Linked DNA regions of Homo sapiens: region 1 is linked to region 2. The links are chromatin contacts, found by Hi-C or POLR2A ChIA-PET in ENCODE. All regions are on one chromosome and are shown on one strand. The core of a region is the stretch at or near the end of the contact, and the rest is flanking DNA. Distances in the headings are between cores, read along the strand shown. Region 1 overlaps AGPAT4 (1-acylglycerol-3-phosphate O-acyltransferase 4). Region 2 overlaps LOC102724087 (a long non-coding RNA gene).

Region 1 (4,970 bases), core at 1,236-3,735, 330 kb after region 2:
GCAGCGTTGCTCTCGATAGCCAAAGGCCGAAACAGCCCCAGTGTTCATCAACTGATGCGTGGATAAATACAATACAGTATATCCATAAAATGGAATATTCTCCAGCCACAAGAAAGAATAAATTAATTACTGATACATGCTACAACATGAATGAACCTCAAAAACATGTTATATGAAAGAAACCCGTCACAAAACACCACATATGGTACGATTCGGTTTATATGAAAGGTTCGGACTAGGCCAATGCATGGAGACAGAAAGTGAACTTGTGGTTGTCTAGGGCTGGAGGGGGCAGGATGGGGGAGTGACTGCTGATATGTACGGTTTCTCTCTGAGGTGCTAAAAATGCTCTCAAAGTAGATAGTGGTGATGGTCGCACAACCATGAATATACAAAAAGCCATTGCACTGCACACTTGCAATGGGTGAATTTTATGGTATATAAATTATATCTCAATAAAGCTGTATGTAAAAACAAAGAAAAAAACACTGGCCCCACAGAAGACAAAACATAAGCAGAGTCAGCCTTCAGTCCACACAGCCATGTCAACACATAGAGGGACATGCTGTTTAGATGAAGGAAATGAGCTGCAGAAAGGAGTCAGGGAGTTTCAGCCTGCAGGAAAAAGCCACTCCACCCTCACCCAGGCAGAGCAAGGTGTCCAGGCGAGGCCGGTTGGCAGGATGTTACTGCCCACCACAGCACTTGCAGGAAGTAAAACAGATCCCCCTCAACTGAAATGATCTCGGAGACTGGTCCTTAAGTAGGACTGGCCCTTACCCTGGATCCTGAGTATAGGCAATGGGCAAAGCTGGAAGGATACGAAAACCTGGCTAACACCCTAAGTTTCCCAGGCAAGAGGAAATCAACCCCAGGCACGCATGGTGACGGCAGCGACCGCCACCATCTAGAAGAATTAGGCTTTGTGCCTAAGATTGGGGAAAAGTCTTCGGTGGATCAAATATTTTGTTCTCCTTCCTGTGAGGCTGCTTTGAAAAGCTGAGATTAAACACTCTGCTGATGTTCCTCACCACCAGCGCTGCTCTCTGCCGTGTGTCATGGATGAACACATTTGCTGTGTTCACATGAAATGTGGGGAGAAGTTCCAGGGCTGAAATACGTGACAGACATGACACTCGTGCTATGAAACCAGCTTCCTCTGATAGCCACACAGCGGAGCTGACACGTCCTCCCTGAAGCAGGCTCGGGAGGCAGAGACGGCGTCTGATGGCTCCCCCGGTCCCTGCAGCCTGTACACAGTCGACACTGACAAAGAGCGTTCCCGAAAGAAATCTGGTGGATTGCCAAAAGCTTCATTAATTAATGAAATCAGTGGGGAGATAAATAATTGAAGGGAAAGAAATGGGTTCATCAGTTTGGCAACACTGAAATTTTCATGCATTCTGCCTAGGAGACGAATAAGCCCACAAGACAGGCATCAAGAATGGATGTGCCTTTTCTCCAGTTTTAGGTCTGGGAGAGTTTCCACTTTCCCAAAAGTCAGCCTTTGGCATCACGTTGGAGACGCCTGTTGCGAGCTCCCTGCAGACCAGCCACCTTAGCCAGTGGGCGTGGAGGCAGAGGTCTTCACTTTTCCTCTAAGTCCTTACTAAGAATTTTCCTGTGCCCTAAATGAGATGTTGGAGATGGGGGGAAAGTGGCAATGAAAACAGCACTTGTTTCTAACATGAACTTTGGATCAGGATAAAAGTAGTAAACTTAAAATTAGATGAATGCTAAAATGTTCCAAATATCCATCACCCGGTGAATAAAGAAGCAAGAGATGGTACAGCCACAGGACGGAAGACCACTAACAAGAAGGAACCAGTCCCGGCTCCATGCATGCCACGGGTGGATCTCAAGCATATTATGCTAAATGAACAGAGCCAGACACAGAACAATACATAGTGAATTATCCCACTCATAGGCAATACCTATCAAAGGCCAAATTACAGACACAGAAACTGGATCACTGATTGTCTGAGCTACAGACACATGTGAGGATGGATCCTGTGGGCATGAGGAGACTTTTGGGATGAGAGAGGCGTTCTAAGCTGGATTTTGGTGATGGTTACACAACGCCAAATTTACCAAAACTCATTGAACTATACACTTAAAATGGGTGAATTTATGGTATGTAAATTATATCTTAGTAATGCCATTAAAAAATTAAATGAAGACAGAAGTTTTTAAAACTGCTGAAATCCAACATCAAAAAAATGATCAAAGGGTTCTTGAAATATGAGAAGTCAATTTAAATTAATTTTCTTCATGGAAATTAAAAAGGAATGTGGACAAGAAGGAGAAAGAGAAGAAAAAAAAAGGAAAGACAGCGTTAGTCCCACCTTCTATTTCATATGGAAGTGAATACAAGCTTATTCTGTTGTTCCATTAGCTATGAACCCATCTGGTCCCAATCCCCAGGTCACCATCATATACACAAGGATGTGGTGACGCAGTCTGTCAAATGTTTACTTTACAGGATCACCCTTGCTCTGGCACTTTCTCAACTGACTCACCCAGTAACGGTACCAATGAAATAAGTGAGGTTAACTCAACATGATTTAGTTTTGGCGCACACATCCTGGCTCCATGGGATCATTTATTACTTCCTACGTTAAAACACTTGGAAGGAAAAAACTCCTGCGTGCCAGAATGAAAGTTCTAGTATTTACACTTCTCAACTTTTAAAAACAAGGAATTTTACTTATCTCCAGTCTTATGACACTTTTTTTCCTCCATGAGACCTCAAAGACTGAGAGTGGCAGTTCAGAGATGAAAACTCTACGTCCATTGTCTTCCCTAAAAAGTGACTTCCCTTGGCTGCAATAACGGAAGTAACTCAAAATGACTGCACTCCCATCTTCAGGCTGTTCTATCCTTTCCCATTTGAAAACAAATTTCCTGCAAACGGGTTGGCAGATTCTCCAAATACCTGAGAGTATCCAACAACCATTTTTAGACTTTTGTTTTGTACAAAGTTATCTTCTCTGAATCTATAAACTTTTCCACCTCTTGGTGGAAATTTTCAAATGTATATTTATGTTCATGTCTTGAATCATAAGACAAGCAAAATACAGAAAGAAAAAACACAACTAAAATTGACACAAGAGAGCAATAACCTCTCACAGTCCTAGAAAACAGGAGAGTTCTCTTATCTGGGGCAACTTCAGCTTTGGACTTCACCACCTATATATGTTGGGAGATGGTTCTTATTTCTCCTCCCCACCCCACTCCCCGCAAAAAACACAGAAACACCATCCACAGAGAGTCATTACTCAAGCTAGGTTGTAGCAAGACTTGGTTGAAAGTTTAATCACATGGCTAGATGTGAAAGACTTGGGGACTATTTTACCACAAGCATTTAATTTTTTTTTTTTTTTGGAGAATGAGTCTCACTCTATCGCCCAGGCTGGAAGTGCAGTGGCACAATCTAGGCTCACTGCAACCCCCACTCCCAGGTTCAAGAGATTCTCATGCCTCAGCCTCCCAAGTAGCTGGGATTACAGGCGCCCGCCACCAGGCCCAGCTAATTTTTTGTATTTTTAGTAGAGACAGGGTTTCATCATACAGGCAAGGCTGGTATCAAACTCCTGACCTCAAGTGATCCTCCCGCCTCAGCCTCCCAAAGTGCTGGGATTACAGGTGTGAGCCACGGTACCCGGCCTTAAATTCTTTTCAATTGACAAATAAAAATTGTACATATTTATGGTGTACAACATAATGTTATGATATACGTTTACACCGTGAAATGATTAAATGAAGCTCGCTAACGTATCGATCACTTCCCATACTTATTTTTCTTATGATGAGAAAGTTTAAAATCTATTCTTTTAGTAATGTTTAAATACACATTATTCTTAGTTATGGTCACAATGCCATGTAACAGACCTCTGCACCCCTGAAGCTTTAACAGCACCAATCATCCTTTCTATACTGAGATAGTCCTAATATGACCTTGGCTGTCCGCAGCGCGTATGCTTTGAGTTGCTGGTGATCACGGACTTTTGTAGAGCCACCCGGTCTTTTGCAGGGCGGTCTGGAGTTGGTTGAGTCTAGAGTTAGTGAGTTTTCACACATGTGCCACACTACCAGCACGTGTGAAAACTCACTAACTCTATACTCAATGCAGGAAAGGCTACAGCATTTGCCAGGCCTGGTCAAAATGAGAATGTGGGGTTCCTTCTTCAAAAACTATCAAGAATTTCAACAAGGGAGAGCAGAGCCTTACCCCAACTGTGGGGTCCCAGGTCACCGCACAGTTCACATGCCCAGGAGGACTCTCTGGCTGAGTGGCACCTTGAGCTTACCAACAGGGCAACTCCTCAAATGTGACCAAGGAAGAGAGTTAAGAACTGCCGAAAGAAAATGAAAGTCTTCCGGACAGGGGTCCACTTTTTACAATGTCAGCACCTAGCTCCATGGTATCTATGTGCACGCTGCACCCCCAGGGCCGAGTCGTAAGTTCACCATTGAGTCACATCCTGGTTCTTGCTTCCCTTCTCAGACCCATCCAGGAGTTGCACTGGAGGAAACTTCCATTCACCTGGCGCTATACGTGTTTGGGGCTGGGGAGTCTCTGGAAGTGAACTGCGTGCCACTATAACAAGCCAAGAACAGCATGTGGGGACAGGGCTTTAACAAAAGCACAGTGGGATCCAGCAGCCTCTCACTGCTTCAGGCTTCAGTGAACTGCTAGGAAGACGGAGGGGCCATTACTCCCACCGCACATGGGAGTGTCCTCTTCCTCTTAGCCCTTTCCATAGGCGATGCCTTTCATTCCTGCAGACAGCGTTTATGAAAGAACCAGCCTGGGGAATGAACACTGACCAGTCCCAAGGAGCTTGTCAAACTGCAGGAAAGCAAGATAAGAAATTCAAGTTGTAGAGTCCAAGACTAACTGCTACTCTCTTGGAATGTGCAGCGTGGTTTGAAAATAAAAAGCCAGGCCTGGCACAGTGGCTCACACC
Region 2 (4,769 bases), core at 74-2,573:
CAACCCTATGAGGGAGGTGCTATTGCTACTACTCTCATTTTACCCACAGAGAGTTCAGCAGAGGTTCATAACTTCCCCAAAGTCACACAGCTTTTGTGGCAGATGGAGCAGGGTTGGATGCCAGAGCCAGGCCCTCTAGCCCCACGCCTCGCTGCTGCAGGAGCCCGCCCATCTGCAGTCACTGCCACAGGCATCAATGGTAGTACCCAGATTAAGGATTTATTGAGCACCTACTGTATTCACAGAACTCTGATCAGTCTGAAAGCCCAAGCAATGAAGCAAACAAAGCCAAGGAATGATAGAAATCACAGAGTTCAAACCAGAGTCTAGGGCCTGAAGTGCACAGCATGGGCCAGGTTAAAGTGAATGAAACATTCCTATTTTGATCCTTTTCATTATTTATCATTCATACCCATAAATACCTTTAAGGGGATTAGTTTTAGTTGCAAAGTGAACAACAAGTAGGCAACAAATTAGCTCTTCCAACATTTTCTTCTCCTGAAAAGGCTCTTTGAAAGCCCTGTTTTGCAGAAACTTGCTCCTTTTGCATGACGGGTAAATCGTAGGAGACCTGGTAGATTATGCTACAAACTTAATGTGGAAAGGTTGCTTCATCCAAGATCCTGGAGTTTTCGTAGACATTGTCCTGATACTTCCCCTTGGGCAATACCAGCGCCTGCAGGCAACAGCTCTGACGCACTTAAGACTTAAATACTACCCACAGAAGTGCTGGCTTGGCTGGGAAAACCTTTTGCTAAATAGAAGAACAACATTTTTTTTTCTTTTCTGGAATTTGCAAACAGCATTTATTCTCAGCCTTGCCTTCCAAACGTTCCAATTGGACATTGCTGGGCAGCGTGGAAGCAGAAGCGAACGTCACCCAGGCCGGCAGGGGGCGGCACACCCCACACTTCGCTGCGCGCCCTCGCCTCCTTGGGAGGGAGTGTCCAGCTCCCAAAACCTGTCGTGGGTTTTGTCCCAAGTGACTTCAGCCAGCAGATGGTTCAAGTCCTGAGGCTGCAAAATTCGGGGTGGAAGGAGTGGGGCGTAAGGCTGAGAGTGGGGAGAGCAATCCAGGGGCGCCAGGGTGGGAGCCGCAGCGGGCCCGCGGCCGCCCGGAGGACACTGATGCTTCTGGAGCTCGCGAAGGGTCCCCCGCGGGAGAGGAACAAGGCCGCTTGCGCTCCGCAGAGGCGCAGGCACGGGGCTGGGGCCCGGGGCGGGGGCGCGGGTGGGCGGACCCCTCCCGCAAGCCCATGATGGCCAGGCCAAGGCCGCTGGGAAAGGCAGGACGCTCGCCCATGCGCTGCCAGCTGGGCTTTTCTCCTTCGCCCGCCCTGTGTTCCAGGGCGCGACCCCGTTCGGTCCAGCCGCTGGCTCCGGGGCTGAACCCCAGGTAGGTGGGTCGGAGCCCCTGAGAGAACTGGGGCTTGAGGGCGTTTCTGCTTCCAAGCGCAAGCACGGGGAGCCCTGATGCTCCAGCCCCTGGACACTGGATTGGAAACTGGCAAGGGTAGGAGATGTTTTGCAGGAGGCCGCCCTCTGTCTTCCTCTGTTCTAACACCTGCTGGACACAGGGAATCCTGATACCTGTATTTTTTACCAGAAAAAAATTCTAACAGCAGAAAAGTCAATGTGATGGGTTACGCCTCCTTAACGTGCCCCATTTGACCTTGTAAGCTTCCTTCCACAGGCTGACCTTGTTTTGTGCAATCAGTGTGATCTTTTGTCAGCTATGCAAAACAGTTTTTGTTTACTGAATCTGGTTTAAAAGGCAAGAAGTTGCTTCCCATAGGGCACTTTGATCCTTGGTGTAGGGCACTTTGATCCTCGGTGGAAAGGGATGTGTATGCCTTGAAACATGGAGAGTCACATGCGATGCTTGGTTTTGTGTAGAACTAACATGAGATAATCTTTTCACTGGTTTTCAGAATTGTGGAGAATTCACTTAGGAAAATAAGCATGTGTATCAATGGATGACTAATATGGACATGTACTTTAACTGATTTCACAGAAGCAGTGCTCCTGATATTTTGAGACACTAATTTTATTTGGTTCTTCTTTACCATATGATCAATTAGCTGCTTACCTCATAAGTTACAGAGGGAGAAGGTACTTCCTGTTTTCTCTTTATATCTCTTGTCCCTTATTTAAAGAAGCAATAGGGCACGTGCAGTGCCTCACTCCTGTAATCCCAGCACTTTGGGAGGCCAAGACAGGAGAACTGCTTGAGCACAGGAGTTCAAGACCAGTCTGGGCAACATGGCAAGACCTCATCTCTACAAAAAATACCAAAAAAATTATCCGGGTGTGGTGGCCGCACGCCTGTAGCCCCAGCTACTCGGGAGCTGAGGTAGGAGGATGATTGAGCCCAGGAGGACAAGGCTGCAGTGAGCCAAGATTGCACCACTGCACTACAGCCTGGGCAGCAGAGCGAGAGCTTGTGCCAAAAAAAAAAATATTTTTTAAAAAAAGAAGTAATAAAGGAGAAATCTTTTTGCTACGTTTAACTTATCCTCCACTATTCTAAAGTTTAAGCTTCAATAATTTATAAGTACAGTGACATTAACACTTTAAAGTTAGCTGATATGCTGATATGCTTAAAAACTGGAAAATATTTCAATTTTAAAAAATTCTAGGTGGGGTATGGTGGCTCATGCCTGTAATCCCAGCACTTTGGGAGGCTGAGGTGGGTAGATCACTAGGTCAGGAGTTCGAGACCAGCCTAACTAACATGGTGAAACCCCATCTCTACTAAAAATACAAAAATTAGCTGGGCATGGTGGCACGCACCTGTAATCCCAGCTACTCAGCAGGTTGAGGCAGAGGAATCGCTCGAACCTGGGAGGCGGAGGTTGTAGTGAGCTGAGATCATGCCGCTGCACTCCAGCCTGGGTGACAGAGACTCGGTCTCAAAAAAAAAAAATTCTATTCCATCTAGTAATTGACGCATATGATACATATGCATACATGTGTAAAAGTGTATATCTATTCATATGTATATGAAATAGGTATATTATACATTGTACTGAGTTTATACTTTTATTGGCCTTTTTGACTTTAAAAGTGGGTTATACAGACCTGTGAAACAAGCAGCAAAAATGAAAACACTGCACTTTTGTGTGATTCCGTAAACACACAAGAATAGTGGAGGTCAGGATCCATGCTGCTGGCCAGGCGTTAAGTTGGCGTTATCAATAATCACTGTAGTCTCTGTGGGTGCTGATGAATCTGAATTCCCCACATGTCGTGCCTTGGGAATTGCTCCTTTGACTAGATTACTGTTTTGAGGTTGACGCTGTTGTGTTTCTTACAAGAGTAGAAAACAAGTGCACAAAAATGGATTTAGGTAAGTGGAAATTTAATGCAGTCACAGCAGTGCCCCACACAAACAAAGTGATCTACAAATGTAGCCTTGATAAGGGTCCCTCGCTAGGCCAGTCGTCACCTACTCCCTCTGCTGGATGACAGCCCTCCGGTATCTGCACTCAGCTCCCACGTTCCTGGAGCTTCTCTTCTCAGACTGCGCAGCGCCCAGAGCTTCAGGTCTCTCCATATCCTTCATCAACACCTCCTGAAAGCGTGAGACCTTGGAGAGGCCCATGTCCTCCAGGTGTGGCCAGGAGAGCTGAGACAGAGCCCTGGGGTCCTTTCTTATCAACCCTTGTTTGGGTGTTCTATTTCTGTTAATCCTCCAAATAGTCATTTTAAAAAATACCATTCATTTTAAACCGGTAGCTCAGCTGTCCTGTGTAAGCTCCACACCCTCAACTCTATAGCTGATTACGTAGTTCATTATTAAGCTAATTTAAGAAATGTTAAATATATGAAAAAGTACAGAGGGAGCAAACATTGAAGCAACTTACCAACTTTCCCACAACCTGCAGTTAACAATTGTGAACATTTTCTCCTTTTAACTTTTCCCCAGTCCCTGGAACTTTCTGGCTCATCCTCTCTTCTCTAACCCAGTCTCCCTCAGCCACAATCATGATGAAGTGTGTACTCATCCAACCTGTTTTGGAACATTTAAAAATTCTTTTAATTAGTTTTTAAAAGTCAACTTTATATATGCTCATAGTTTAAAGAGTCAAAAAGTTCTATAAAAAAGCTTGAATTTCCTTCTCCCCAGAGGCAAACACTTCGACTCTTTAAACTGATCCTGTTGGCATTTACCTTCAAATCTCTAAATAACCTTCTGACCCTGGTACTTCTTTTTTCTCTTTTAATCATTACCTATGGACTTCCCACCCTGCAATATTAGGATTTAATTCTCTTTAATGTACCATCAACAATATACCACACACACACACACACACACACCATACATACACTGTGTGCACACATACCGCACACACCACACACCTCACACAACACACCACACACCCACAACACACCATACACCATGTACACACACAGACCACACACAGATCACCCACCACACGCTGCACACACACACCGTACATACACTATGCACATACACCATGCTTACACCATGCACACACATCATATACACACCTCACACATACCACAAATCCATAACACATATACAGTCACACCATGCACACCACACAGCATGCACACACACACCACACCCACACAGTATGCACACCCTACTTTTCATTGTTTGAGGAACCTCCATTCTGTTTTCCATAATGGCCACAATTTACATTTCCCCCAACAGTGTGCCAAGCTTCCCTTTTCTCCGTATCCTCACCAACACGAGTCATCTTTTGCCTTTTTGATAATAGTCATTCTAGTAGGTTTAAGGT

Evidence for each region. Hi-C counts contacts between places; a loop is a spot of excess contacts on that map. ChIA-PET counts read pairs that join two places held with the same protein, here RNA polymerase II (POLR2A).
Region 1: a loop to region 2 is called in a map of endothelial cell of hepatic sinusoid, with 4 times the contacts of the local background. The contact joins two enhancer-like sites. A Hi-C loop is called at or near these places in 2 of 168 maps with a recorded cell type or tissue (astrocyte of the cerebellum and endothelial cell of hepatic sinusoid). POLR2A ChIA-PET finds 5 or more read pairs at or near these places in 1 of 52 experiments (AG04450).

Annotation. Positions count from the first base shown.
Region 1 is chr6:161,255,431-161,260,400 of GRCh38, forward strand. All of the region lies in intron 1 of AGPAT4 (1-acylglycerol-3-phosphate O-acyltransferase 4), which reads right to left. Among named protein-coding and RNA genes, the nearest start is that of AGPAT4, 16 kb to the right of the region's middle. Within about 2 kb of position 2,486, at least 6 of the 41 ENCODE cell types and tissues checked have a DNase peak (open chromatin) inside an H3K27ac peak, as active enhancers do.
Region 2 is chr6:160,929,973-160,934,741 of GRCh38, forward strand. The region is part of intron 3 of LOC102724087 (a long non-coding RNA gene); the gene reads left to right. Among named protein-coding and RNA genes, the nearest start is that of MAP3K4, 59 kb to the right of the region's middle. RefSeq lists an enhancer at 745-1,039. Within about 2 kb of position 1,324, at least 4 of the 41 ENCODE cell types and tissues checked have a DNase peak (open chromatin) inside an H3K27ac peak, as active enhancers do.